Linked DNA regions of Homo sapiens: regions 1 and 3 are each linked to region 2. A link is an interaction called in ENCODE POLR2A ChIA-PET data of the cell type or tissue named here. Cell type or tissue: MCF 10A. All regions are shown on one strand. Each heading gives the region's core, and the rest is flanking DNA. Links, peaks and the distances in the headings are about the cores only. Region 1 has its middle 12 kb from the start of LINC01679. Region 2 has its middle 28 kb from the start of CRYAA. Region 3 holds the start of LOC124905027 (putative uncharacterized protein encoded by LINC00322).

Region 1 (10,230 bases), core at 696-8,695, 180 kb after region 2:
TGTGCCACTTGATGTGGATGGAGGCAGCACAGCGAGACAAGGGCTAGACACACACGCATGTGAGGGACGGGATGAGTCATCGGCACACGTCCCTGTTACCGTCACTGTCAGCCCAGAGCTGGAGCCCTGTGAGGCAAGATGAGGGGCAGATGAGAGCTGAGAGCAGAAGGAAAGAACCGGACGCCCTGGCAGAAAACACAGACCTGGGCGGGAGGGCAGGGGGAGCGCAGGGGAGAGGCAGGGGCTGCAGGGTCGAGGCGTGGAGGAGGCTGTCAGGAAAGGCTGCTGTACTTTCTTGAATGCAGCCCCGCTGGCCAAGACACAGGAAAAGACAGGGTTTTATTTTAAAATGCTCTGTGTCAGCTGGAATGGGGGTCTTGGATGAAACCTGCGGGGACTGGACCTCACAGGGCAGCCAGCAGTCGGTGTCACAGCAGCTCCACAACTGTTGGGATACCAGGTTTTCTTGGTGGGCAAAGTTTACTTTTCGCTCCATCTCTCAGAGCACGAGCCCCTCTGACAGGGCAGACACCGATGATCTCAGCACAGCCTTGGCACTGCTTGGCACAGCTGCGTGGGGATCGTGCGTGAAACTGCGACTTGACTTTTTCCAAAGCCCCAGGATTCCCCTTGCGTGGGAGCCTGGTGCTGTGCCGGTGGTCACCAGCCTCACTGCCCGCCCACTCCCCACCCTGTGGCCTCTCAGTGTCCCCTCCAGCACACAGGACCCGGCTCAGTTGCTCAGAGAGAGATTTTTCCAGCAAGGCGTTTGCAGGCGGCCTGGCCGTGCTTCTGACCCACCGGCAGGTTTCTGAAGAGCCGCTGCAGGCTCTTTCTTGCAGGACATGAAGCCATAATTAGTTTTTCCTTCCTTGCCAAATTGGGAGCCTGCGGGTCTGGTAGCACTGAGGAAAATACAGCTCAGTGTATGGCTGAAGAGTGAGCCCAGGGCACACGTGTGTGCACGTGCGTGAGAAAGAGAGAGGAGACTGAGAGGCAGGGAGCCTCTTCTCTGTGGATCTCACCTGTCTGTCCACGCCGCACGCCCCCCGGCAGCACCACTTTCAACACCACTTTTCAGAGCTAAAAGAGTCATCTGTTTTGCTTCAGCAAAAGAAACGTCAGCCTAGAAGCTTTAAGCATATTCCCACAATGGGCTTTAATTATCAGAGAAGGTTGGCAATACGTTTGCATTTTAATTAAGATTAATGAATCATGCATGATTCATCAGGCCGTTCCCCTCCGTTGGCGGAGCAGTGATGAGAAGGCCACCATGTCGCTGAGGGGCCATCTGCAGGGACGGTGTGTCAGATCCGAGAACCCCACTCAGTGGTCCCTCCCCTGGGGCCCCAGCGGCAATCTGTCCTCATACACGCTGCAGCCACGCCTCAGCCATGTGACCTGGGGGTTTCTGCTTCTCCAGAAAGGGCGTACTGGGTGCAACTACACACACACTTACCCTGTAGGTGCCAATAAACGCAACGTTAAACAACAAGTCTATGGGTAAGTAAGTTTGAGAAATGCCAGTTTACATGAAGGTGAGCAGAGTTGTGTGTGTTTCCCTGCAGGACTCCTCAGGCCTTTAATACGCACATGTGCGCTGTGAACCCCCAGATTCATTTGCACACAGAAGCTATCCTTCCAGAAATCACCTTTGGGATTAGTACAGTATTCCCTGTAAACCAAAAATAGAATTCTAAGCCCCCCAACTGCCTGAATGGCTCCCCTACTCTTGGCCAAGGGGATCCCAAAGGAACCTGATAAACGAGTTCAGGCCAGGATGGGAAGAGGTAGGGTTGGACATGCCTCATAATACTCTCCTCCCTCTCTGGAGTTTAGGCACAGCTGACCAGCATTAACATGAAAACAGAGATCATAAGACTGGCAGAAAAGACTCTTTGTAGCAATAAGACACCAAATTCCACCCTGACTCTAGTATAGCATCACATGACTGATAGCAGGCCTGGAAAAAAATAAAAGTACTTTACCCCAAAATATATTTCTCTGACATATTTTGAAATGGCCCTGCAAAGCTGTCTCTTAAGGGGGAAATTTGCATTCTGTAGAGAATTCCCTGCCCTTAATAGGTCTTTTACAGAGAGTCTGACACATTTTAAGGTCCCATAAGAGACATTTGCCATCTAGTCTCTCTGAAGCCTGCTATCTGGAGGCTTCATCTACATAACAAAAACCTTGGCTTCCACGATCCCCTTGTCTTAACTCAAGCATCTCTTTCTGCTGACCTCAAACTTTTTAGGCAAAGCTCAGCTCTTTCAACCAATTGCCAATCAGGAAATCTTTGAATCCACCTATAACCTGGAAGCCTCTCACTTTCTGGGTCACACCAATGTATACCTTACATGTATTGATTGATATCTTTGCCTGCAACTTCTGTACCCTAAAATGTATGAAAGCAAAGCTGCACCCCAACCACCTTGGACACATGTTCTCAGGACCTCTTGAGACTGTGTCACAGGCCATGGCCCTTAACCATAGCAAAATAAGCCTCTACATTGATTGAGACCTGTCTCTGATATTTTTTGGGTTACACCTCCAAACCAGGAATTGGTGATCCAGGAAAACACTCCATTGTGGGGTGATTTGAGTGGGTGACAGAAGCCCAGGCCAGCCCTCCAGGAATGGATGCACACTGGCACCAGGGATGCTTGCATAGAGATGGGGTTGGGGGTGTCCTTCTGAACACTCCCACAACAACCGGGCGCCAGCTTGCATCTTTGCTTGACGTGGCCGTCGCCCGGCTGGCCTGTGAGTGCTGCATGGGCCACGCCTGCATGTGGCTTGCTCACCGTGGGATCCCCAACACTTCTGGAGGTGCCTGGACCACAGTGGGTGTCCCCAGACAGCCGCAGAACACACAAGGGAATGTGCATTCAACCCTCATCTCCTAAGGAGGCTGTGGCCCACCCTGCTTGGGATGGCAATGGAGGGGCCAAGTGTATGAATAACCCCCCAAACCATTAAAACATCAGCGTCCCTCAAACAACTTCTTGAGATGGGGTGTGTGAGGCTCACTACACGTAAGAAACATAATGAATAAAACACAAAGGCCATTACAACCCACTTAATAATTCAGGGACTATGAAGATAGCTGGCGTCTATGAATTAGAAAATAAGGGAATTCTTCTGGGTGTGGAGGTAGGGGAAGAGGTTTCTGCGTATTCATTCCGCCCCCTGCCATGTGGGTATCTATTGCACCGGGCTGGAGGTCTGGGTCTCAGGGCTTGGGGAGCTGTTCCTGCACCTCTGCCTGTCCCCACCACCAGGCAACAAGGTCAGTGTGGCCCACCAGGGAACCACACCAGGGCCAGCAGCTCCAGGCCCCATCTCCCTGACCCCCTGGCCAGACCTCGGGAGATGAGAGAGACCCAGGCCTAGCCAGGGCGGGAGGTGGGGAGGGGTTGGGGGATCATTCAGGGCACAAGGGGAGGAGGAGAGAGCATTCTGGGGAACGGGGTCTGGGGAGGGAACCAGGACAGAGAGGCATGGTGACAGCTGGAGGTGAGTCTGGCAGGGACCCCTCAGAGGACAGCAGTGGTGTTTACCCCCACAGTGCGGGCAGCCTGTGGTGAATGACAGCAGTGGGGCTTACACCCACAGTGCGGGCAGCCTGTGGTGAATGACAGCAGTGGGGCTTACACCCACAGTGCGGGCAGCCTGTGGTGAATGAGTGTGTCTGGGCCTCCCCCGGGGGCTTCGGCACCCGCTTCCCTGTTTCACCTTGTCTATCTGAGCATCGGTAGGAAGATGGCAATACCTCTGCTGAATTTCATCCTCTGAAAGGCGGAAACCAAACCCTCAGAGCCAGGTGAAGCCAAAAAGAAGGGACCCCTGACGGCTAGAAAGAGCGGCCCCAGAGCCGCACCGTGGGATGAGCCAATGGCACGTCCCGGTCGCCGGCCGGGTGTGGTGCTGCCCGGAGCCACAGAGCTGCCAGGGCTTGCACACGTCTCTGGCCATGACGCATGTTTTGGTCAGGACCAGGCCTGGAATTTGGTTCTCACTTTACTGAGAAACCTGGCAGCTTCTCAGGCCACCGCCCAGGTCACCTGCTCACCAGCAACGTGAACCACAGGAACGGAGGCTGTGCGGGAGGCGGCTCTGCTCTGTGCTGGGCCCCCCTCCTCCTCACTCACCCTCTTCAGTCAAAGAAAAAACGAAATGGGGCCGCATAAGAGTAATGCAAAAGTCAACGTTTCTGGATTTTCAAGTTTTCCAGACAGAGCTGGAAACCTGGGTTTCATGTCAACTCTCCCACGTGGTCAAGAGTTGAAGTCCTGGCCTGGCCACTCATCAGCCTGGGACAAGCTCCAGACTTGCTCCAATTAGGTTTAAGAGCCTTGACAAATGGTGGTGTTTGCTGGGGACGGAAGTGGTTGGGGGAGGAGGGGCTTTCAGTGAAGATCCGAAGTTCCTGTGAGATGTATCCAAGGACTGATGCCCGTGAGATGCCAGGACCCTGGGGCTCCGTCGTCCTCAGGCCTGGGCCCACAGGGCTCTGCACCAGACCTTGGAGCCCCTGGCCCAGCACACCCCACTAGCGGGGCCCCTGACCCTGCCCCACCCAGGCTCAGGACCCACTGACCGTCTGCTGGGGCCAGTCCCTCAGCCACATCTTCCAGCCCGGCCACCTGGCCCCTGCTCGGGCCAAGCGTTCAGACTACAAAGGTGTTTGCTGTTTGTCTGAAATTCAAACTGAGCCGGGCATTTGTGGTGTCTTCTCTGTCACCCCATGGAGGACCCCACTGGAGTCTCCGTTCTTAGGATCTGTAGGAGGCCATGACCCAGGCAGCCGCGGCTCACCCCGCATACAGGCAAAAGGAGAAAGCTCCAGCTCCAGCAACCTGAGTTCACCTTGGCCCTCCTGTGCCCAGAGGCAGGGCTCTTACAGTGAAGGGTCTGTGCCTCTTCCCCAGGCAGGCGTGTGTCTTCCTCGGCTTCCTGTGGTCCCTGTCTTGTGCTGGGGACCCCTCACAGGCCTGCTGGCCCTGGGATCCGGCTCTAGTTCAGAGGAGGCTGCCAAAAGGCAACTGGGCTGCTCTGAGCACAGGGTGAATCTAGTCAGGGGATGGGGTTGACAGCTGCTGCCTGGGATGGGGTTGACAGTTGCTGCCTGGGGTCATCTCTCTGGGGGACCCTCCACCACCAGTGTTGCTGAGTGTTTCACTCCTGGTCCCTCCGCTTTTCCCAAGAGGGATGCTCCAGTACTCCAGGGGTTTAAACTTGGCTCAAATTGCACCAGCTCCCAGGAGGACCACCAGCATGTGCAGAGGTCACCCTCTGGCTCCAATGGGGGCTCTTGTCGCCCCGCCACCCTGCCCGCACTCTGCGGTCACCTCTTCAGAGTGACCATCCCCTCTGTTGGAGTGGGCAAAGGAGACGTTGTCCTGGGGCAAGGGGTAAAGGAGACTATCTGGCCTCCTTGCGAAGTGGCCTGCGGCCCCCGCCCACCCAAGCTCCTGAGCAGTGGGTGGTGTGCGAGTCTTGCCCTGGGAGGACCCTGCTCCACCCCAGGCAAGGACCTAGCACCCCCAGCCAGGACATCCGCCTCACCTTCCCGTCCACAGAGCAGCTTCTCCAACACCATCCGCTCTTCCTGGGCCATCCTCCTGTCTCCCTCCTTCTGTGCCGATTTCTGCCTTTCGAGGCCCTGTCTGTGATTTTATAGAGTTTGGGAGAGGAGTGGGAGAGGAGCGAGAGAGGAGCAGAGAGGGAACCGGGCATTTGGGTTTTGCTGGGAGCACATGGCCGGCTCCCTTCTTTCTGCTATGTCCATCTGTTCCCTCATGGGACACACAAGCACCTTCCTGATGCCTGGGGCAGAGGTGGCTGGAGGTGGCCAGGGTTTCAGCCAGGGTCATGTGCCCATGGTGGCTGGTGAGGAGCGGTGTCTCACAGTGACCCTCCCATGCAGCAAGGGCCCCACTGTCTATGGTGGCACCTCCACAGCCGTGCATCTGACCCCTGGCCTCAGCACACATCCTGGCCATCCACATGCTCAGGGGTGCTGGGTCTCCCGCTGTGTCCCCGGGCCTAGAGCTCATGATGCTCGCAATAACGTATGAATGGGAGGAGTGAATTGGAGCCGGGGTCAGCCCAGAAGCCGGGACTGACCACCTGGAGATCAGGTTATAAAGCCACCACACAGGGATGTCATCTGAGTGTCCACTGACTCCTGGTGAGTGTTCCCACTGCCCCCGAGGCACCCTTTGTGGTCTCTGTCACAGAGAATCCAGCCTGCTCCGGGGGTGATGAAGCTGAGTTTGGGGAATGCTGTAGCCACTGTGGGCTGTCCTGGGCCTCTGGCTGGGCCCAGCGTCCTAAGCCCCACCACGCAGGGCACGTGACGTGCATTGGGTTGTGTCTCAGTCTGGTTTGTTTGGCTATAAAGGAATACCTGAGACTGGGCAATTTATAAGGAAAAGAGGTTTATTGAGCCCGCAGTGCTGCAGGCTGAGAAGTTCAAGGGTGTGGCCCTGACTCCCACTGAGGGCTTCCCAGCTGTGTCACACCACGGTGGAGAAGCTCAAAAGGGGAGAGGACACCTGCCAAGAGGGGAGATCCCGAGGGCCCAGGCCCCAAGCACCCTCTGTCTTTAGGGTCACCCTTTCAGGCAGGGTGGGGACCCCTGGGGAGGGCCGCCCACCGACCGTCCACCTTAGGGCCAGTCTCAGCCCCATGCACGATCCTCAGCATTGATTCGTACTGGTGGCTTGGAGACTGAGCTTGCGTCTAGTGAAGGGTCCTGTGTAGGCGGCCGACTCCCAGGCCCCACGCCCAGCTGGGGAGATGAGGAATGGAGGCTGCCATGGGTGTCTTCAGGGACTAGCCTGGCAAACCTGCACACTGTGCCACATGGCGCTCACAGCGCCTGGCACAGGCATCACCGCCTCCCACAGAGGCACTGAGGTCAGCGGGATTAGGCTCCATCCAGGTCAGAGGGAGAGGGGGCAGAGGCAGCTGGAACCCCCCGAGCCATGCCTCTCGAGGTCACGAGCTTTCAGCCCCCAACATAGAGAAGAGAGGCCTCCCCAACTCGTCCCCCATGCCAAAGGCCTCCAGGTGCTGGGAGAGTGACCGGGGGTGAGCCCAGGCCCCTAGACTTCCTCACTATCATGGTTGGTTGGTGCCGAGCCCTGGGTACCTGGCCCTGGTGCCAGTAAGGGCAGGAAGCCCACGGGCCTTGCCTGGACTCTGAGGAGGGGCCCTCCGCATCAACAGCTCCCCAGCCCCACAAGCTTCACTGGCTCCTCCATAACCCACTGTCATCTGCCCACCTCCTGCAGGGATGAGGCACCTGCGGGCCCTTCCCTCCGCTCTGTCACCCAGTCCCCATCGGAGCCCACCGGCTCAGCCCGCCTGCCTCCTCTGAGCTCTGCAGGCAGATCTGCCCTGCCCCCTACTCCACCTGCATGCTCCCAGGGCCTCCTTGGGAAAGCCCCACCTCGCAGCTCCCTGTGCACCTCCTGTATGGTAGGATTGTTGGGGTTCTTGTCCCTCCCTTTCCCTGAGGGTAGGGAATGTGTTTACATCATTCCGAGACTCCTGTCCCAGCAGGAGGTCAGGGACACACCCCAGGCCCCTGCAGGTGCTGCGAGCGAATACAGGAGGGGCTCAGGTCAGCAGGCTCCGCACAGCAACCAACCCAGGATCACGGGAAGGGTGTCCATGGACCCCTTGCCTCAGTTTCCATGTGCATAAGAGACTGAGGTAGCCAATGAACGCTCAGGGCCCCTTCTAAGTCCCGCCAGTGGCAACAGGGTGATGGGTGTTATTCAAGTCATCATCTCCACTATGTAAAGGTCACCCGCCACCCTCCCGTTTCCGGAATCTCCGCTGGGTGGAAACCAGCTTTCCTCCCCCCACCCTTCAAGGCTTCCTCAACTTCCAGATGGCCCCCAGGCCGTGGTCCTTTCCACAAGGAGGGACACACTCCCTGCATTAGGAGGAGGCCATCTCCCTCCAGCAGCCCCAGGTAGGGGCAGAGATAGTCATGGGTGCAGGGCCTGGCAGAGGCCGGCCCAACAGCTGAGAGGGCCCTTTCATTTTTTTGTGGTTTTTTTTTTTTTTTTGAGACAGTCTCGCTCTGTCGTCAGGCTGGAGTGCAGTGGTACAATCTTGGCTCACTGCAACCACCACCTCCTGGGTTCAAGAGATTCTCCTGCCTCAACCTCCCAAGTAGCTGGGTCTACAGGCGCGTGCCACCATGCCCAGCTAATTTTTGTATTTTTAGTAGAGATGGGGTTTCACCATGTTGGCCAGGATGGTCTCTATCTCTTGACCTCGTGATCCGCCTGCCTCGGCCTCCCAAAGTGTTGGGATTACAGGCGTGAGCCACCGTGCCCAGCTGAGAGGGCCCTTTCTTAGGATCACCGCTGCCAGAGGACACAGCCATGGCAGCCATCAGGCCTGCTGCAAACAGAGCTGGCACTGAAGGTTTTCAAGCCCTCCCATGACAGAGTGCACAGTGGTCGAGGGTTCAGGTCACCCCCACCAACCTTGGGGCCAGAGGGGATGGCCTGACAGCCACCCCCAGACCTGGCCGCAGGATTCTGGCAGCAGCCTCTCCTCAGTGAAACCAGCAGACGAGCCAAGGGCCGTCCCAGTCACCAGCAGTTTTGGGTCCCATGCACACTTGGGTCCCTTGTGCACCTGTTGGGGAGGGGCATGCACAACTGAGTCCCATGCATACCTGGGTTCCATGCACACCTAAGTCCCATGCACATCTGAGTCCCATGCACACCTGGGTCCCATGCACACCGGGGTTCCATGCACACCTAAGTCCCATGCACACCTGGGTCCCATGCACACATGCACACCTGGGTCCCATGCACACCTGGGTTCCATGCACACCTAAGTCCCATGCATACCTGGGTCCCATGCATACCTGGGTTCCATGCACACCTAAGTCCCATGCACAACTGGGTCCCATGCACACCTGGGTCCCATGCATACCTGGGTTCCATGCACACATGCACACCTGGGTCCCAAGCACACATGCACACCTGGGTCCCATGCACACCTGGGTTCCATGCACACATACACACCTGGATCCTATGGACACCTGGGTCCCAGGTGCACCTAAGTCCCATGCACACCTGGGTCCCAGGCACACCTGAGTCCCATGCACACATGCACACCTGGGTTCCAGGCACACATGCACACCTGGGTCCCAGGCACACCTGGGCAAGCTGCTGGCTGCAGTGCAGGCAGTGATGACAATTCTCCTAACCAAAGACCCGCTGGCACCAGCCTCGTACTTGATGATCCTTCAACTCTTTGCTGAGCACCTTCCATGCACGGCCCTCGGGGGAAAAGCCCTTGATGGAAGGGAGGTGGGCGCTAGAGACACAGGTGAGGAAGCCAAGCCTGTTCAGTAGCGATGGAGCTACAGGGAAAATAAAGCGGGAGCCCTGGGCATGGTGGTTTAAATAGGGAGGTCCTGCAGGAAGGTCCTGACATGCTGCTTTTGGGCAAAGACCTTCAGGCTTGGAGTGGCATGAAGCCTGGGGTCTGCACGTCGGGGAGCTGCTGCCTCTGAGACAGACCCCAAGCAGAATCAGATTCGGGGTCCCAGATCCCCAACCCGCCACTGACGGTGACTCCCAGGCCAGGAGTGAAACCCACGCTCTCATTGCCTTGATTTCTCAGGGGGCTTCATGAATATTTTGGTGTCTGGGGCACCTGTGGACAGTGGAGGAGGGGTGAGGTTGGCCCTGTGTGAGGAGGAGTCCAGGAGAAACCTGCGGTTACGCAGCCACCTTGGCCTGCCTGACAGTCAGGTTCCGCCTGAGGCCACAGTGAGATTGTGGTACGGGACCTTCCTGCTCGGTGATCCTCTGGAGGTCAGCTAGATGTCCTCTAGAAAGTCCGGCAAGGCCTGGAGTTGAGTGGCCCTGGCTAGTGTCCCAGGACCGGCCCGGGCCTCCCGTGGAGGAAAGGGTGTCCAGGAGGGGAGTCGGGGCAGGGACATACAGGGCATCTCCGACCTGGAGGAGGTCCCCCCGCTGCAGAGGTCTCTGGGGATGAAAGCGGGGAGTCCCTGTCTTGACCACACCTGAACCCTACAGGAGGCTTCAAGGGCAGGTGGGCGGTGGGCTGAGGGGGTGCTGAGTCTTTGGCCTCTGAGGCGGTGCCCCATCTGTGCGGCACTGGGGGGCTTCAGATCAGCCTCCTGGCAGCCCTCCCTGCTGACCCCTCAAAGCTGTCCAA
Region 2 (10,230 bases), core at 1,499-9,498:
ATTAGCTATTTGTTTCCTCCCCACAACAATTAGTGCTAATGTGACATGTGCTCATTTTTGTACGGGATAAAACTGCCATCCAGTGCGATTTGGTACAAATGAGTCAAACAAGACAGGCTCACCCTGAGCCTCCTCTTTTCTTTCTCCTGCTGGAGACCTCTCTCACCAGACACTCAGGTGTACCAGTACAGCAGCTTTGGACCTAAGTGGACTCCAGCAGCTCCATTAACCCAGAGCTTGCACCAACCCAGAATTTCCACCAAGCCAGAGTTTCCACCAAGCCAGGGCTTCCACCAATCTAGAACTTGCAACAATCCAGAGCTTCCGCCAACCCAGAGCTTCCGTCAATCCAGAGCTTCCACCAACCCAGAGCTTCCACCAACCCAGAGCTTCCGCCAACCCAGAGCTTCCACCAACCCAGAGCTTCCTCCAATCCAGAGCTTGCATCAACCCAGAGCTTCCGCCAACCCAGAGCTTCCGCCAATCCAGAGCTTCCGCCAACCCAGAGCTTCCGCCAATCCAGAGCTTCCGCCAACCCAGAGCTTCCGCCAATCCAGAGCTTCCATCCAGAGCTTCTGCCAACCCAGAGCTTCCACCAATCCGATCTTCTGCCAGCCCAGAACTTCCGCCAACCCAGAGCTTCTGCCAACCCAGAGCTTCCACCAATCCAGATCTTCTGCTAGCCCAGAGCTTCTGCCAACCCAGAGCTTCCGCCAGCCCCAAGCTTCTGCCAACCCAGAGCGTGCACCAACCCAGAGCTTCCACCAACCCAGGGCTTCTGCCAATCTAGAGCTTCTGCCAACCCAGAGCTTCTGCCCAGAGCTTCCGTCAAACCAGAGCTTCCACCAACCCAGAGCTTTTGCCAACCCAGAGCTTCTGCCCAGAGCTTCTGCCAGCCCAGAGCTTCCATCAACCCAGAGCTCGCACCAACCTATAGCTTCTGCCAACCTACAGCTTCCACCAACCCAGAGCTTCCATCAACCCAGAGCTTGCACCAACCCAGAGCTTCTGCCAATGCAAAGCTTCCACCAAGCTAGAGCTTCCACCAACCACGAGCTTCCACCAACCACGAGCTTCCACCAACCCACAGCTTGCAGCTCAGTCTCCAGAAAGGGGGGAGCTGCTCTGTGGGTGGCATTCGTTCCAGGTGCGACCCTGAGGGGATGGCCAGGCTGGGGGCTGTGCTTACTTTCCAGAGGGCAAGAGGAGACAAACCAGGGCCTGGGGCTATACACACATGCACGCGTGTGCGCACACACACACACAGAGGACACATCACACACACCCAGACACACACACACACACGCACTGCACACATCACACACCCAGACACACACACACACGCACTGCACACATTACACACCCAGAGACACACACACACACAGGACACATCACACACACCCAGACACACACACACTCTGCAAACATCACACACACTGCACACATCACACACCCAGACACACACACACACGCACTGCACACATCACACACCCAGACACACACACACACGCACTGCACACATCACACACCCAGACACACACACACACACGCACTGCACACACACACCCAGACACACACACACGCACTGCACACATCACACACCCAGACACACACACACACTGCACACATCACACAGATACCACACACACTGCACACACCTCATGACACACACACACTCACACAATGCCTTCTCCATGGCCAGGGGACCTGGGGCCTATGCCTGTGCCCGTGCCCCTCTGTCTGGGGGCCTGCCTGTAGGATGGTGGCCTCCTGAGGCTGGGCTGCATGGCAGCGTGTGGGGCCAGGTGTCTGAGCTCCATCCTCCTGGCCGCCACCACCACGCTGCTGGTGAGCTGGGGCGGCCAGAACTCAGCACCATGGTCCGGGCGTTCAGCAGCAACTTGGATTCCTCATTGCTCTGCGGCTGGGCATCCCACAGCCGGGACGGGGGCTTGGGCCTGGCGAGGCCCCTCCTGGTTCCCACAGGGTCCTCAGAGCAGGGGCTGGCTCTGCTGTCCCTTCCTCACCTTAGGAGGGCACCCACCCTGCGGGCTCAGGACCACTGCACGATTGGGTCTTACCCTAGCGCTTCTCCACAGCTCCCTCTCCAGACACAGCTCCCTGGGGAGGAAGGGCTGCCAGCAGGGTTCTGGTGACACAGCCACCTGCCCTGCAGCTGTGGCCTCTAGGCCCTGCTCTGCACCCCTCTGGCTGCTTCCTGGTGTGGATCCTGGGGCCTCTGGGCTTCCCCAGATGTCTCAGAATCGAATCAGCTTCCCTCCCTCCCAGTAGCAAACCTCAGAATGATTCAGCCCCAGGAACCTCCGGACGCTGCTGTTGCCTGGGCCCATCCATCCCCGCCAACAACCCTGCCAAGCCTGCTCCCTCCTTTCCCCTCCCATGAGAGGAGCCGTCCCCGCCTGGCCTTCCGGAAGCTTGTGGGCCTCTTGGATGGAGCATCCTGCCTCTCAGTGTTCTTTCCGATAAAGCCCCCTCGCCTATATGCTGATTTGTTTCATTTGACACCCATCAAAGGGCATCTGGGTCCCCTACCCAGGGCTGTCAAAGTTGACCCTTCTCTGGAACTGGCTGATTTGATCACCTGGGCCACCTGAAGGAGTGGGGGGACTGATGTGTGCCCCGTGCATTTAGAAGCAAGGAGGAGGGGACGGGAACTGCTGTTTCCTAGAATGGTTCTGTGATGCTGGTCTGCCTGCTGCAGTGGGGAAAGAGGACGTTCTTGCGGACCTTGACCTCCATGCCGGCAGCCGGACCCCGGAGGTGAGAGTGACTCTGCTGCACCCTGGACGCACCTCCCCCCTCCTCATTTCTCAGGCCTCCTCCACCCTTTGTGCTGTGGGGAGGGAAATAACTAGAGACATCGTCACATTGCATGTGACGGGAAGGTGACATTCTGGTCTCAGAGCCTGAGGCTGATGGCCTGTGGGGAAATTTCAGGGGAGCACAGAGAGGAAGAAAGGAGAACGGAAACCCGTCCAGGGGCCCCAGCCGGCCCTTTGCAAACAGAGGCAGGGTCAGGCGAAACCGAGGGCCAGGTCGCAGATGAAGGCTGGAGTCTGAGGTCTGGGGCCTGGGATCAGCCTGTTTTAGCTGCTGCTCGGGTGCTTTCTGCGGAGGGGGCTCATCACACTCTCCACCCATGGGTGCATTCGCATGTGGGGCACTGCTCGTGGCTGAGACCAGGGTTTGGCTCCAGTGACTATTTGTAGGTGGCCTTTCCTCTGTGTCTGATCCCCAGCTCGTGGCTGCTGTGCCTTAGTGGTGTTCCATTCCTTCCTCACGGCAGCAGCCCTCTGGTCTCAGCGGAGAGCAGGGGACATGTCCCCCCAGGACGGGCTCCTGCTTGCTCCCGAGGGGCGCCTTGGCAGGGCGGACATTGGAAGCTGAATGCGGAGGAAGCATCCGGAAGCGGCGCTCTTGGCCTCAGCCCTCCTGTCCTGGGGTGAGTCAGGATCTCTGCTGGGGAGGGCTCTGGGGAGACAGCTCTGGAATCCTCTCTGCTGGGTTCATGCAGGGCCAAGCCTGGGTTTGACCTTCATGCATGAAGGAAGGAAAGCGGGTGGAACAGCTGCGGACGTGGAGGCAGTGGCGACAACGGACTTGACTTTAACTGGAAGCTCAGGAATACTGTGGTCGTGCTGTCAAATCTCTGTTATCTCCGAAGGGGCAGCGGGGAGGTTCCCTTGTGTCAGGACAGACGGGAGGTGTGCGGGGGAGGCCGGGGGAGGCGGGTGTCTGGACTGGGGTCTGAGCAGCGCTTCAGGGAGGAGGGGGCCTAGCAGGGCAGGAAATGGCCAGATGTTGTTCTGCAGCCCCGTGGATAGGGGTCCTGGGGACAGGAGAAGCCCTTGACAGTGTCAAATAGAAAACAAATCTGGACGTAAGTCACGGGGGAATGTATTAGAAAGGATATTGCGAGAAAGCGTGGGGCCCATTGCACCAGGGAGGGCATGCCCACTTTCAGAGCGGGGAGTGCCTGAGGGTTGGGGAAGAGTGAACAGAGGGAGAGAGACTGAGCGGTGGGAGGTGGGGAAGGAAGGGGCGGGAAGGGGCCATGAGGAGAGAAGATCTGATCTGAGGCCCTCCTTTTCACAGAGGGGTTGGCTGTGGGACGAAGCCCCTTCCTAGCTCCTGGCTATCTCTTTAGGTGTCTTTTGAGTTTCACTTGTCACTGTGAAATGTCTCGTTCGTTTGGTGTTTACTAGTTCATTTCCTTTTAAACAAAGGAATTTTTCCCTCGCAGGATGCTCTACAAGTCACCAGCAGGCATGTGGAGTCACTGTTGGAGTCAGGCATCCACTCCAGTGAACTGGAGGAGAAGGGCTAGGGTCGAGGAGTATAAAACATGGTAGCCAAAGGCCTGGCTACTTGGCAGCGTTTGTGGGCATCTTTCCCTAGGGAGGGCTGTGGGCACAGGCAAATGTCTAACACAATTATCTTTTTCTTCTTCTTTCTTTTTTTTTTTGAGACAGAGTCTTGCTTAGTCGCCAAGGCTGGAGTGCAGTGGTGCTATCTTGGCTCACTGCAACCTCTGCCTCCTGGGTTGAAGCAATTCTCCCACCTCAGCCTCCCGAGTAGCAGGGATTACAGGTGTGTGCTACCACGCCCGGCTAATATTTGTATTTATGGTACAGATGGAGTTTTGCCATATTGCGCAGGCTGGTCTCAAACTCCTGGACTCAAGCGATCCTCCTGCTTCAGCTTCCCAAAGTGCTGGGATTACAGACGTGAGCCATGGTGCACGGCCTGCAGCTGTCTTTAGGTCTAATCAAATGTTCCTGAAATTTGACTTTACAAAGATCTGCTAATTCAGAAGAAAGCGCTTTACTCCCAGAACTGTGAAGCCCTGCAATGGACAGACCCAGGTTACTCTACTCAACTGTGGCTTTTCCAGGAACCGCATCCATGGGAAATCCCAACTTCATCCCACTTTAGGGAGAGCCACACATTTGTACATTCTGCATTTTACTTTTTGTATTTTTGAAAGAAGGAGCAAATACGGTCACATAAAGTAACAAAACAACGATTGTTAGAAGGGCTTTGCATGAATCCCTTATTGTTCTGCTCTGCAACCTGACTTGGCCTCTATTCCTGGATGGCCACACCCAGATTTGTTCCCTCTTCGTCAAGCCAAGCCCAGGGGCTCTTGTATATCCCTGTCAGCCTCCCAGGATCCGGCACTGGCAGGCGCTTAGCACGTATCTGTCACAGGTGGTTTAATTATCTGTTTGGACCTTCTCAAGTTACAATTCTAAGGAGTCCCAAGGAAGTAAAGTGATTTTAAAAACACAGAAAACAGTTTTCAGAATTTCTGCAGCCAGCCATGAAGGAGTAGCTAGGATGGAACTTATGCTGTCTGTTTCTGTTTTTGTTTTTTGCCAAAAGAACTAGAAAGCTGGACAAAGCAGACAAAACAACTGGCTTTGGACATCAGGACAAAAGGCTGTGCAGGGCTGGCATCCCTAAGAGATAGGAAAAAAATGAAGTAAGTTGTGCAATCAACTCTGTTTTCTGGCTGGAGGCAGTTTTCATACTGTCAGGCAGGGAGGGGGAATCCAAGCACAACATGGTGATCTAGCTGAATTGAGAAGAGTGGGCTATGGGGAGGCAGAGGTGAGACAGGGTAGCAGAGAGGAGGAAGATACTCAAATAAAGAAACTCAAATACCTGCATAAGGTCCCTTTGAGCATTCACTTAATACCAATCTGTACATGCGTAGGTGGAATTCCAGGAAGTGAATAAAGAACAGTGAGGTGTTAAGCTGAACAATTCCTAGAACTCACACCAGGCTGCAAGAAATTTGAACTCCTTCTATTCAGTTGGAGACCTCATAGAGCACTTGGGGCAATCAATAGACAATACACGGCTCACGCCTGTAATCCCAGCACTTTGGGAGGCTGAGATGGGCGGATCACCCGATGTCAGGAGTTCGAGACCAGCGTGACCAACATGGAGAAACACCGTCTCTACTAAAGATACAAAAAATTAGCTGGGCGTAGTGGCGCATGCCTGTAATCCCAGCTCCTCGGGAGACTGAGGCAGCAGAATCACTTGAACCTGGGAAGCGGAGGTTGCAGTGAGGTGAGATCGCGCCACTGCACTCCAGCCTGGGCAACAAGAGTGAAACTCCGTCTCAAAAAAAAAAAGAAAAAAAAATAGAGAATACAAAGGATCAAGCTTTAGTAGTAGGAATAAATTAACTCTAGAGTATAGGCAACTCTAGATAACCCCAAAAAAATGTAAAAGCAAGCCTCAAAAAGATCAACCTCATCTGCAAGTAACTTTATTACTTGCCAGAACAAATGTCAACACTATTTATAAAGGAAAAAAAAATCTATACGTTTATCAATGTTATATTCAAAATGCCTGTCACCCAATAAAATATGGTGAGATATGTGAAGCAAAGATTGTGATCCATAACTAGGAGAAAATATCAGTCCATCAAATCAGGCCCAGGAATGATGGGAATGATAGAATTAGTAGATAAAAGAATTTTAAATGGCTATTATAAATATGCTCAAGCATGTAACAGAAAACATGAATGCAAACGGAAGAGAAAAGGAAGGTATTGAAAAAAAAATGGGATGTCTAGAAATGAAAAATAATTTTTCAACTGAAAAGTTCACTAGAGGGGATCAACAGCAGATTAAAAACTGCAGAAAAAAAGATCAGTAAGCTTGAAGACAGGGCAATAAAACCTGTCAAAACAGAAGTATATAGAGGAAAAAGACTGGAAAAAATGAACAGAGCCTCAGGAATGTTGTCTAACATGCTTGTAATTGGAATTCAAGAACAAAAGAAGGGTGAGAGAGAGTAGCGAGAAAATGCATTAGGAAAAATAATGGCCCCCAAAGTTGTCAAATTTGATAAAAAGTGTAAACCCACAGGTCCAAAAAGTAAAACAAATCTCAAACAGCGTAAACACTAATAAAAGTATATCAAGGTATATCATAATCAAGTTGCTGAAAACCTATGATAAAAAGAAAATTTTAAGAGTGTCTAGAGGAGGAGAATCCTTACATTTTAGGGGAACAACAATAAGGTGACTGCAAACTTCTCTTTAGAAAAACGCAAGCTGGAAGGCAGTGGAATGACATCTTTAAAATACTCAGAGAAAAAGAATCTATTAACCAAAAATTTTATATTTAGCAAACATATCTTTCCAAAATGAAGGTGAAATACTTTTTCAGATACACACAAAAAATTAATATTTTTACTAGTGTGCCTATTCATCAATAAATATAAAAAGAACTTCTTTTAAGGTAAAAACGGAATCCTGGAAAACCCAATCTGAAATAAGCCAGGAAAGGAAAAATAAAAGAACAAAGAAGATGAATCAAATAGAAAACAAATATCAAGTTGGTAGACTTGAACCCAACTATGTTAATAATTATATCAAATGTAAATGGTTTAAACATTCTAATTAAAATGCAGAAACTGTCAGGCTAGATTAAAAAAGCAAGACCCAATTATATGCTAACTACAGGAAATTAGCTTTAAATACAAAGACAGAGAAATAAAAGTGGAAGGAGGAAAATGATACACCATGCAAACAGTAATCACAAGAGAGCTGGAGTGGCTAACACAGTAGACTGTAGGAAAGGAATAATATTACCAGAGATAAAGAGGGACATTTCATGATGATGAAAAAGCAAATTAATTCACCAAGAAGAAATAACAACCCTCAATTTGTATATTCCCAATAATAAACCTTCAAAATACACAAAGAAAATAATAATAGAACTGAAAAGAGAAATAGAAATCTATACTTAGAGATTTCAAAACTTCTCTCTCAATTATTAATAGTGGACAGAAAATTCATAAGAATATGGAAGACTTGAACATGCTATCAACCAACTTGATCTAATTGACATTTGTGTAGAATTCCAACTAACAAAAGCAAAATACGTATTGTTTGCAGGTGCGTATAGAATTTACCAAAGTAGATAATATTTTGACTATCAAACAATTCTCAAAGTTAAAAAGATTTAAATCAGGCAGAATATATTCTCTGACCACAGGGAATTAAACTTCCACAGTATTTCAGAAGCTAAGAGCTATACCATTTACCTGTCTATCTACTTTAAGGAACAGTGATAATTAATGTTCATAAAAATGAATTGAGGTGCTGAAAAAATCCTTATAAGGCATAAGACATGCCTTATATGTATGTCTTCAGAAAATTAAATGTAAAATAGGTATAATGTTAATATTTTATGAAATGTGCAAATGTACTCAAAATTGAGAGAGTAGTTCAAAGAAACCCATCCATATACCCGCCACTCAAATTTCACAATTATCAAGAATATAGGATATTTGCTTCACCAATTCAGTTGTTTATTTTCTCTATGCGGAAAAATTTTGAAGCAGACCTCCAATACTATACGATTTTACTGCTGCATATTATAGTTTGCCTCTGTAAAAACTGGATATTTTCTCGAGTGATCCCAATTCCATGGTCACACTTACTGTAAGTCATAGTAATTTTTTGTGATCATAAGATCTTGGAGCTGTTGCAGTAGGGGGGAAACCTCAGTGCAGAACTAAGCTCAGCTCTAAATACAGCAAAGACAGCTGGGAATTCATAGCCAAAGAGCAAAGCAAAGGGGTCAGTGGATGGAAAAGTACTAACAGGAACTTAATTCCATGTTTTATTAGTTTGCTAGCGCCACCAAAATAAAATCCACAGGCTGGATGGACATTAAATAACAGAAATTTATTCTCTCACAGTTTTGGAGGCTGGAAGTCCAAGATCAAGGTGTCATCAGGTTTGGTTTCTTCTGAGCCCTCTCTCCTTAACTGTCTTCTCCCTATGTCCTCACATGATCTTCCCTTTGTGTGTGCACATGTCTGTGTCTCCTAATTTCCTCTTCTTATAAAGACACCAATCATATTGGATTAGGTCTCATTCATATCACATTATACTTTAATAAATTATTTTATTTTTTAGTTTTTTATTTATTGATTTTTGAAACAAGGTCTTACTCTGCTGCCAAGGCTAGAGTGCAGTGGTGTGATTACAGCTCACCAGGCTCCCTGGGGTCAGGTGATTCTCCCACCTCAGGGACTACAGGCACATGCCACCATGCCTGGCTAATTTTTGTATTTTTTTGTAGAGATGGGGTTTTGCCATGTTACCCAGACTGGTCTCTGTCTTCTGGGCTCAAGCAATCCACCGACCTCAGCCTCCCAATGTGCTGAGGTTACAGTTGTGAGCCACTATGCCCAGCCCTTAATAAATAATTTAAAGAATGTATCTTTAGATATAGTCACATTCTGAGGTACTACAGGTTAGGAATTTAACATGTAAATTTTGGGGAGACACAATTCAGCCATAACAGACATCAAGGGTAGGAAGGTTCTTGCTAAAGGCAGGGCAATGACCTAGATATCAAAGGTTGGGGATGAGGGATTTGACCAGATACCAGAGATGGAGGGATTCTCACTAAGCTGACCTAACTCGTTTCTTGCTAAAACTGGGCTCATCAGCCCAAGGGTGTGGAGGGCTAAGGTTGAGGCCTAGTTGAGAAGGGGGCTCAAAGAAGACTAAAGTTTGGTCAAGGAGGGTGTCTTTGTCAAAGGAGACCTCCCCATTTTCAACCAAATCCCCTGTTTCAACTTTCAACTCTCTCCTTCACCCCACCTTCCATAATACCTGATATATCCAATCCTGAGCCATTCTGGGATTCTGAAGTATATCCCGAAGTAGAAACTGAGTGTCTGTGAAAGGCAAACACATCTTGTCTTTGTTTTTTTGAAATGACTTTTGTTCCTCCTTGCTGAAGAACAGTTTAGCTGGGTATAAAAATTCCAGGTTGGTAGTAATTTTTCTTCAGCATGTTGTTACATCACTTTCAAGTCTTTTGGAAAGACTTGGAATATTGTTCTTAATGAGTCCATTGGCAGGTTTTTTCTCCTTTTTAGGAAATCTGTCTTTCTCCTAGTAGCTTTTAATAATTTTGTTTTTTTATTATCATGGATGTTTGTTTTTATTTATTCTGTTTGGCATTTGATGTGCCCTGAGTACTCATGTCTTCAATTCTGAAAAATTCTTAGCCATAACCTCTTCTTACAGTGCCACACTGATATTTCCTGTATTTTCTAAAATTGAAATTCCTAATAAGCTAATGTTAAATCTTCTCTATCTGGCTTCATCTTTTAACTTTTCTTTCATATTTTCCTTCTGTTGACATCTGTATATTATTGTCT
Region 3 (10,230 bases), core at 684-8,683, 140 kb after region 2:
ACATAGTTCTGGACTCAAACACTAAAGCCAAGTATCTCCAGAGCAGCTAGCTTCCATTTCTAACTCCACACACACGTAAAGTCACCATTTTTATTAGTTTCTGATTTATCTTTCCAGTGCTTTTCTTTTGCATCTATAAATAAACACGCACATATACATATCCTTACACTTTATTACACAAAAGATGTGTCACTACGTACTGCCGTCTGCTTTTGCCACTTAACAATATATCTGGAAATGGCGTCTTATCAATCCCTGGAGAAGGGGGCTGGGCCTGGGTTGGAGGGAACCCAGCAGGCTGGGAAGGAGGGGTCTGGAGCATTTTCTTCTCCAGGCAACAGCAACACTGGTGGTGGGGGATTGACCTGGGGTTTCCAGGAATAGATGTTGCTGGAATGCTTGAAAGAATATTAGGAGAGAATGTGAGTGCTCAGTATGGTCCGGGCTCTGATCCTAAGCAGCCTGATGCATCTCAGTTGAGACTGGATTCCTCGGCCATCCTGGGGTTTGTAGGAGGATGGCACTGGGCTACATAGCAGCTCCCCTAAATTTACATCTACCCAGAAATGGGGAACATGACCTTATTTGGAAGAAGGGCCTTTGCAGATGTGATTAAGTCAAGGTGAGGTCATACTAGATTTGTGTGGGCCCTAAACCCAGTGACTGGAGTCTTACAAGAGGAGGGGACACACAGCAAGGCCGGGGAGAAGGCCGCGTGACCCCGGGGACAGAGATGGGAGCAGCGCAGCCACAAGTCAAGAATGCTAATGGTTGCCAGCAACACCAGAAGCTGGGAGAGCAAGAAACGGATTCTCTTCTAGAGCTGCCAGAGTGGGGCTGGCTCTCCTGACGCCTTAAGCTCAGGCTTCTGGCCTCAGAACCAAGAGGGAATACACTTCTGTTGGTCTCAGCCACCCCGTTGGTGGCACTTTGCTTGGCAGCTTCAGGACACTCACAGAGATGGGATGGTCTCTGAGGCTGATCCCTGTTCTCACGCCCTTGGCCAGTAGCCTTGTTCTCATCCGAGTGTCCAGAGAAAGGGCTGGAGGAACGCAACTTGGGAAAGTGCAGGCGTCCCACTGACCCAGGCTGGGTGGCGGCAGAGAGTGGCATTCCCACTGAGGTAGCTGGTGACTGCCTGGCCAGCAGGGGAAACCGAGGCACCCAGGATGGCTTCACAGCCAGACCTGGGGAGAGTGTACCCATCAGCAGAGCAAGTGGTGGGGGGAGCCATCGGGAGCCCGGGAGAAGAGGGTGGGTGTGGGGTGATGAGGGCACCGGGAGGAAACATCCCGCCAGACAAGTGGAGAGGCAGCTGGAGTGTTCCAGGGGCTGGGGCTCGCAGGACAGCTGAGTGTGGGGGTGCTGAGGACACGGCGTCTGCACACTGGTGTCCAGGCGGCCCTCGCTCAGCAAGCTCTCCAAGTCGTTTCTGCAAGGTTTATGGAAACGCGGTTTTTCCCGGGAGGTATGTGTGTCACTGGGAATTGTTGAATGTCTGTTTACAGTCGCCACTCCTGCTGGGGTGATTAAAAGCGCCATCAGAGTTGATTGTAGCCTGGGTGGTCTCTTGATCTGGGGGTCCTCTGGGTTGAGGGGGTGCTCTTGCCCTTCCCTTTCTGGTGTAGCACGAGCTGAGCTGGAAGAAAGAGGCTCCCGCACCCTCCTGGCCAGAGACCACAACCCCAGACGACCCCTGTGAGGTGGCGTGAAGTCTCGCAAACCCAGGGACTCGGCTTGGACAGAATTTCCTGGCTGCTCCAGTCTTGAGCCCTTCTGTCTTGCTTGTCTTGCTTTTAGTCCTGCCTATCTGAGACAGCCCAGCCTCACCCCGTGTGTCCAGGGATCTGCTGGTCTTCCCCCGAGCTCCATCCCTCTGTCCCACGCCAGCCCCTCCACCTGGCACACGCCACACAGTGAGCCCCCCTCACCCCCTCCAGGGTGCAGCTGGAGGTCCGGGAACCTGCGCGTGGGCCCTGGGAAGCAGCACGGGGCTTTGTGGGCCAGGCGGGGTCCAAGCTCAAAGGCTGGGTCCACAGTGCCTGCTGGTGACCTTCGGCACGCCAGCTTCCTCCCGAATCAGGGATGCCCTTGCTCTGGGTCTGCTTCTGCTGTAGGAAACCTTCTCCAATTCAGGCTGAGACAGATGTCACAAACAGGACTGTCTCCCCGATTCAAGCTGAGACAGATGTCACAAACAGGACTGTCTCCCCGATTCAGGCTGAGATAGATGTTACAAATAGGACTGTCTCCCCAGGACAGGCGGCCTGTGCTAGTGGCTGGAACCTCTGTCGTGTCATGGCAACACAGCCAACGGCTGCTGTGTGTCCCTCCCAACCCCAGGTCCCAGTCCTTGGACAACTCATGGGACAGTGCGGGGAGCACAGAGGTAAATCTCCCTGCCGCAGATGCCACTGCTGCCTGTGGGTGGGGTCCCTCGGTGCGGGTTCCTCTGCACCTGCTGTCCTGTGTGTCCTGCTGGGCCAGTGTCACCTGGGCTTCCCTCACACCCACTCCCCACTGACTAAGGAGGCCACACAGACCGAGGCCTGAGCCCCAGCCCGCTGCCTGCAGGTTCAGACACTTGGGCATGTTTCTTAGCCATTTGGAGCCTCGGTTTTCCCATCTGGGAAATGGGGACAATGATATCTCAGAGACACTGTAGTGATCACCGGAGAGGACCACAGACCACTCTCAGTGGGGGTGCCAGGCATCGTGTCCATGTTTGGCGAGGAAGGATTCAGCCTGACCCTTGGCTTCCTCCATCCCAGATGTCCCTTGAGGCACGTGGCCTGGGGTGGGGGATCCGGAGAAGAAGGGAGACAGGCCACGACGTACGGTGACCCCAGGCTAGGCCCACAGACCCGGGTAGATCGCCACCACTCCCACTGGAATTCTCAGGGCTGTACACTCATTGTTTGGAAATAATTATTTTTGTGCAGTCCTTAGTTTCCGTAATTAATTCTTTGATAACAGTCCCTTCTATAATAGCTCCTCACAAAGATTCTATAGAAAGCACCAGGCGGTTTCAGCTGAGCCGGCAGCAACAGCCTTTTCTCTGAGCTCGAGGTCTAGGCACAGTCACAGCGGCAGAGAAATGCTGGGTAAAGAGGCCCTGGGCGTTGGGAGGGGCGCCAGCAGAGCAAGGGGCTTCCCACCGCCGCCTCCCTCCCCACAGGCTGGTCAGGCGGCCAGGCTACAGGGGCCCTGCTCTGCAGAAGGCCTTTCCTTCCAGAGCCCTGCAGCCTCTGGGAGCCAGCACCGGCCCCACCAAGCCAATCCTCGGAGTGGGTGGAGTGGGGCCTGGGGGCTCGAACCCCCAGACCGACGGCCACAGCTTGTCGTCTATGGCGCTCTGTGATGGGATGGGGGGACTGCCACAGAGGGAAGAAAGAGAATCGGCCCCTGCCTTCCCAGGGGCCTGATCCTACGGGGAGGTGGGACACTCACGCTCAAGGGCCCAGATGCTGTAAACACAGCTGTCCCAGGTGGTCCAGGTCAGGAAGAGGCTCAGATGGGTCGGAGTCCCACCTCCACGGCGGTTTTGGAGAACAGCCCAGGGGCAAGTGAGTCTGTAGATGTATCTGGCCACCCCGGAGACTCCCCTCTTCCACCTGTTGGGAGCCAGAAAGCCTCCATCTTCCTGCCCCGCCTCGGTCTGCCACTCATAAAGCCTAGACCATCCTACTTCGATATTGCAACATTGCATGGCTGGGGTCCTTTTGGTTGAAGTGACAGAATCCCAACCCAAGCTCATTTCAGAAAAGAAGGGCGTTTGCAGGTTGACTTGCCTAGAAAATGTGGGGTAGAGTGGCTTCAGGTGTAGCTGGGTCCAGGAGTTCAGAGGCGGTCACTAGGCACCATCTAATTCAGACTCTAAGCTCAATCCTGCCTGTGTTGGCTTCATTCTCAGGGAAAGACGGCCCAGGAGCTCTAAGTTCAGGGGGTCCTCGAAACTCCCAACTTGGAGGGTCAGGGTGCTTCTGTCTTCAGCAAAATCCCAGGCAGGGCTTTGTGTGGGCTCGGGCCCCATGCCCACCCCTGTCCTGCTGTCTGTGGTGGAGGAATGAGGTCCTCTTGCTGGCTAGCCTTGGGGTCACATGATCACCCCGAGGTTGGCAGCAGCCCTAGAAACACAGACAACAAAATACATGACACTACGTAAGAGTCAGCAGGCGGGTTTTCTTAAACAAAACAAACAGGGTTTTGTGACGAAGAGAAGAGGAAACTGTCTGGGAAGGCGAAGATCACCAGGGCCCGACAGCACTGTAGACACAATGACATCACTCGGAGCAGCGCGCTTGCTTTCTGGGCCTCACATGCCCACTCGAGTATCTTCCATCTCTCATGCCTGGGAGGCCCCGCCCCACATGCTGTCCCAGGAGCATAGCAGGCATCGTACACTGTGCAGTGTGGGGTACACACGTAGGCACTTCAGACCCAGGAATCACGGACTCCTGTCTCCTGCCATATATGTGGGAGGTCTGTCTCCACTGTAGACAGAGATATGAGGTGTGTGTGTTTGCATGTGTGTGCGTGTGTTTGCTTTGTGTGCGTGTGTGCATGAGTGTGTGCTTGTGTGTGCATGTGTGCGTGTGTTTCCTTGTGTGTGTTTGTGTGCATGTGTGTTTGTGTTTGCGTGTGTTTGCATGTGCATATGTGGGAGTGACAGAGAGGGAGAGTGTGCACACATACTGGGTCTATGCCCCAAGGGCCACTCCCACCCCTACCATGGGGATGCGGTGCCCTTGGGGGTCTGCCCTCTGTGACCCCCAGGCATGTGAATTTTCTAAAACTGGCTTCTCCCCTCTTGGCTCCTGTCCGTCCCAGATCCAGCATCCACGTACATTTGACGCCAATGGAAACTCTGCCTTGTGACTCGTGGAGGGGCCTCCTCAAGGGGCGTGTGACTGTGAGGGGGCCAGGCTGGGCTCGCTTGTGTGGAGGGGAGGGGCACGCTGCGGGGGGTGGGGGGGCGCCACCCCCACCAGGCCAGCCTCAGGGCAGCCGGGGCAGAACCTGTGGCTCTGGGGTAAATGCCGGGGCCAGCTTAAAGGAGTCAGCTCTCTGCAGCCTGCCTCGGCTGGGTGGGAACGAGTCCAGGCTTCCAGGCATTTGGAACCCGAGCAGCTGCAGGGACAGGCTGGAGCCTCAGCCTTCCCTCCCCGACCCCAGACCCTCTCTGGCCCCTCTTAACCCAGCCAGATGAGCTGTTTGCGAAACCTGGCCTGTCGCAGACTGCGGAGAGATCTGAGGAGGAAGGAAACCGTTTCTTAGCACCTCCAGCAGTTCAAGCCCACTTCGAGCCCTCCACGTCCGGGCTTTCTCCTCCTTTGCAAATCTGCTCCTGTTTCTGCGCTTCCAGGAGCCTGGCTGGGGCTGGAAATAGAAATGCATTCCATGCATTCATTCTCTCAACAAATATTTACTAAGCACCTCCTCAGGGCAGGCCGGGGCTGGGCACAGCGTCATCCTCCGCCTCCTCGTCCTCCTCCTCACCAGTGAGCAAAACAGACAAAGCCTGCACCTACGCGGAGTGGATGCCCTAGTGGGGGAGCAAAGGGAGGGGGAAGAAGTGCATCTCGTAGTATAGGGAAGCCTGAGAGCTTTGACAGGGCAGCCGGGAGCCGGGGGTCACAGTTCCACCTGGCTGTTGGCGGCATTTGATCAGGAGACAGTCGCTGGAGGCCGTGAGCCCAGCAGCGTGGAGCTCCCTCGACTGCTGTGACTTCCGCGTGGAGCACAGACGGCGGCGGGGGTGGATGGGAAACTGTAGGAGTCTCGTGCAGTCATCCAGGCCAGCGAGGCAGGGAAGTGGGCAGATTCCGGATGCATTCCGATGACAGAGCTCATGGGGTTCCTGGAAACCAGGAGAACGCGATTCACTCTGAGCAACTGGAAGGATGGCTCTGTCACCACCCAAGAGGGGGATGGCCGTGTGCAGGGATGGGAGGCGGGAGCGGCTGTGCACTCAGGGCAGGAGGGATGTCTCTCGTGAGACATTTACTGGATGTCCACTTGAAGGAAGCAGTTGGGGACACAGTCCGGAGGCCAGGGGCGAGCGGGGTTGCAGAGACACCCAGGAGCCATGGAGAGTACTCACTGCCTTGACAAATCTCTTTTAATTCCTAGACCCAGGAAAAGTCTTGCAAATGTTTATCTGGCATCTCCCCCAATGGTCCCCACCCTGTAGGAAAAAGTTCCTCAGGACTCCAGGGCCAATTTTGAGTCCTCCCAAGGGTTCAAAGTCCTCCTCAGTCTCCTGAAGCTGGAGACACGCTGGTCATGCGTGAGCCTTCACGTCCCTCTCTCTGTCAGCAGAAGCCCCACCAACCCCCAGGAACCCTGACCACCACAGGAAGGCCGCAGTCTGATGGTGAGGCTGCTTCTGTGGCCCAGGTCCTGAAACCAGGAAGAAATTAGATGAGAAGGCTCCTATCCCCCAGCTTCCAGCCTGGGCACTTCCACCCCACCCTCAGCGTGATGGAAAAACGCCGGGGGTGTGTCTGTGTGTGCGTTTGAGAGTGTATGTACGTGTGTTGTTTGTATGTGCTTGTGAGCATGGTGCATGCATGTGTGATTTGTGTGTGTGTTATGTGTATATGCATGAGCATTGTGTGCATGCATTTGTATTTGTGTGTGGTTCAGCATACGTATGTGTTTGTATGTTATGTACGTGTGCTCTGTGTTGTGTGAGTGCATATTATGTGTGTTTGTGCATGAATGTTCAGTATGTGCGTGTATGTTCTTGTGTGAGTGTGTGTTTATGCGTGTGTGGATGTGTGTATGTCTGTGGAGTGTGCAGCACGCATGTATATTTGTGTGTGTGTGTGTGTGTACTTAAGTCTGGTGTAGGCCGGGCACGGTGGCTCACACCTATAATCCCAGGACTTTGGGAGGCCGAAGCAGGTGGATCACTTGATGTCAGGAGTTCAAAACCAGCCTGGCCAACATGGTGAAAGCCCGTCTCTACTAAAAATACAAAAATTAGTGGGGTGTGGTGGCAGGCACCTCTAATCCCAGCTACTTGGGAGGCTGAGGCAAGAGAATCGCTTGAACCTGGGAGGCAGAGGTTGCAGTAAGCCAAGATTGCACTCTAGCCTGGGTGACAGACTGAGATACCGTCTCAAAAAAATAATAATAAAGTCTGGTGTAGAGTGATCGAGTGACATCACACAGAGCCCTCCGGGGCTGCACCTCTCAGAGGCAGGGAGCAGTGAGTGAGTGTGTGCAGGCCAGGCAGTCATGGGCGCTCCGTCAGCAGCAGGCACGCACCCCCCGACCCTGGGGACACCAGTTGTGTCAAGAGAGACTCACCGTCCACCTCCTGGCTGTGGGCAGAGAAGCTACTCCTTAGACCAGGTGGTGCTTCTGGGGGAGGGGAGCGAGGCCCAAGAGGGGCTGAGGGGCAAGAAGAGGAAGTGAACGTCCTCAGGTGAACCACAGCTGGGGTAGGAGAGGGCAGGAGGGGGTCTGGGAGGGCAGCCCCACCAGAGACAACTTCCTTTGAGTGCTTATCGGGACCTTGGCACATAAGGAACCCAAATGCCAATGGGTCAGCAGTGGGCACAGAGCTGGTCAGAGGGTGTGTGGCCTGTGGTCAGTGGTTCGGGGAAAGACAAGGATGCAGTGAAAGCAGTGTGGGCCATGGCTGGACAGTGAGCTGAGGGCTGACAGGACTCATCCTAGCCAGTGCTGACCTCCTGGGGTCCAGTGCACCCCTGATCATGCAGGTAGCCCCATCAGGATTGAAATGGGGAGCACGGATGATGATTTCTGCAGGTGGTTGGAAAGCAGATAGCAAATGCCATGAGCTTTCTCTAGAAAATGGCCAGCTTTATTTACAAGAGTGAGAACATTACTAACACCACCACTGCCACCACTACCATCGCCACTATCATCCCATCATTATCACTACAATCACCACCACCACCATCACCACCATCACCATCACCACCATCACCACCATCACCATCACCATCACCACCACCACCACCAACACCACCACCATCACCACCATCACCACCACCACCATCACCACCACCATCACCAACATCATCACCACCATCACCACCATCACCATCACCACCACCATCACCACCACCATCACCAACATCATCACCACCATCACCATCACCACCACCACCACCAACACCACCACCATCACCACCATCACCACCACCACCATCACCACCATCAGCATCACCACCATCAGCATCACCACCATCACCATCACCACCATCACCATCACCACCATCACCACCACCAACACCACCACCATCACCACCATCACCACCACCACCATCACCACCACCATCACCACCACCACCATCACCACCACCATCACCACCACCAACACCACCACCATCACCATCACCATCACCATCATGACCATCACCATCACCATCACCATCACCACCATCACCATCACCACCACCAACACCACCACCAACCCCACCACCACCACCATCACCATCACCACCACCACCACCATCACCATCACCACCATCATCACCACCACTATCACCACCATCAGCATCACCACCATCACCATCACCACCATCACCACCATCACCACCACCAACACCACCACCATCACCACCATCACCACCACCACCATCACCACCACCACCACCACCACCATCACCACCACCATCACCACCACCAACACCGCCACCATCACCATCACCACCATCACCATCATGACCATCACCATCACCACCACCATCACCATCACCACCACCAACACCACCACGACAATCACCACCACCACCACCACCATCACCACCACCACCACCATCACCATCACCACCACCATCACCATCACCACCATCATCACCACCACCATCACCACCATCATCACCACCATCATCACCACCATCACCACCACCATCACCACCACCACCACCACCATCACCATCATCACCATCACCATCACCACCATCACCACCACCATCACCACCACCACCATCACCACCACCATCACCAACACCAACACCACCATCACCACCACCATCACCATCACCATCAGCAGCATCATCACCACCATCATCACCACCATCAACATCACCACCATCACCATCAGCATCATCATCACCACCACCACCATCACCACCACCACCAACACCACCACCATCACCATCACCACCATCACCATCATGACCATCACCATCACCACCACCATCACCATCACCACCACCAACACCACCACAACAATCACCACCACCAACACCACCACCACCACCATCACCATCACCACCACCACCACTACCACCACCATCACCATCACCATCATCATCACCACCACCATCACCACCATCATCACCACCATCACCACCACCACCACCATCACCACCAACACCACCATCACCACCACCATCACCATCACCATCAGCAGCATCATCACCACCATCATCACCACCATCACCATCACCACCATCACCATCAGCAGCATCATCACCACCATCATCACCACCATCACCATCACCACCATCACCACCACCACCATCACCATCACCACCACCACCATCAACATCACCACCACCATCACCACCACCACCATCACCATCACTACCACCACCTAGCTACTACTCTCGGGGGTAAGGACTGGATATTTCTGGTTGCCCCACTTCCTCTCTCCATCCCTCTTCCTGCCACCTGTACTGCACTTCTGAAAGCTGCCCGCTAGGCAGGTGACTTCTCCCTCTAGGCTCCTTCACCTCTGGGCTTCTGTTTGGGGCTTCAGCCAATCAAAGATGGTGGCAGGACATCAGATTCAGGAAGGACAGACAGGACAGGAGGGACCTTCTGACCACGTCCCTCCAGGAGCACACCCTCCTGCCAGGTGGCCCCTCCCCGGGGCTCTGACCCCTGTTCTGGCAACAGCTTTCCTTCTTTTGCTTCCTTGGTCCTGGGCGTGGTCACGCCTTCCACTACAACAGGCCCCTTGGTGTTTTTCCCTCAACCTGCCGACACCTCTGAAAATGCTCTTTTCATAAACAAATCTCTTCAAACACCCCTGACGAGTGGGCCATCTGTTTCCTGCCCAGACTCTGAGAGGTGTCTGTCTTGCAGTGTGCCAGGATGGCACACACAGCCAGGGAATCCCAGCAGCACCTGTGCAAGACCAGCACCACGGCAAAGTGTCTGGCGTTACCTGTGCCCGCAGTGTCCAGGCTGAACTCAGGGCTGGGGCCTATCCTGGGGCTCTGCAGGAAAGCCAGGCTTCAG

Evidence for each region. ChIA-PET counts read pairs that join two places held together with the same protein. Peaks named below come from ENCODE experiments on the same cell type or tissue, not always from the same donor. Only the 100,000 strongest peaks of a DNase experiment are listed, where the experiment ranks them.
Region 1: POLR2A ChIA-PET joins it to region 2 with 18 read pairs; 1 of 35 experiments calls an interaction of 5 or more read pairs at or near these places.
Region 3: POLR2A ChIA-PET joins it to region 2 with 5 read pairs; 3 of 35 experiments call an interaction of 5 or more read pairs at or near these places.

Annotation. Positions count from the first base shown.
Region 1 is chr21:43,369,223-43,379,452 of GRCh38, forward strand. No RefSeq gene overlaps it. Among named protein-coding and RNA genes, the nearest start is that of LINC01679, 12 kb to the left of the region's middle. RefSeq lists enhancers at 1-186, 187-744, 4,070-4,570, 5,688-6,221. In MCF 10A, for the core only: no CTCF peak of the experiment used is centred there; a DNase peak (open chromatin) is centred at 4,009.
Region 2 is chr21:43,191,856-43,202,085 of GRCh38, forward strand. No RefSeq gene overlaps it. Among named protein-coding and RNA genes, the nearest start is that of CRYAA, 28 kb to the left of the region's middle. In MCF 10A, for the core only: no CTCF peak of the experiment used is centred there; DNase peaks (open chromatin) are centred at 2,346, 3,476, 5,156 and 5,626.
Region 3 is chr21:43,328,065-43,338,294 of GRCh38, forward strand. LOC124905027 (putative uncharacterized protein encoded by LINC00322) reads right to left here and starts at 1,801. Exons shown (of 1, transcript XM_047441057.1): 1 at 155-1,801. The coding sequence starts at 1,542. The coding sequence ends at 634. LINC00322 (long intergenic non-protein coding RNA 322) reads right to left here and starts at 3,975. Exons shown (of 3, transcript NR_103713.2): 1 at 3,792-3,975. RefSeq lists silencers at 391-591, 1,123-1,285 and enhancers at 706-1,592, 4,077-4,607, 4,608-5,137. In MCF 10A, for the core only: no CTCF peak of the experiment used is centred there; DNase peaks (open chromatin) are centred at 4,187, 5,477 and 5,837.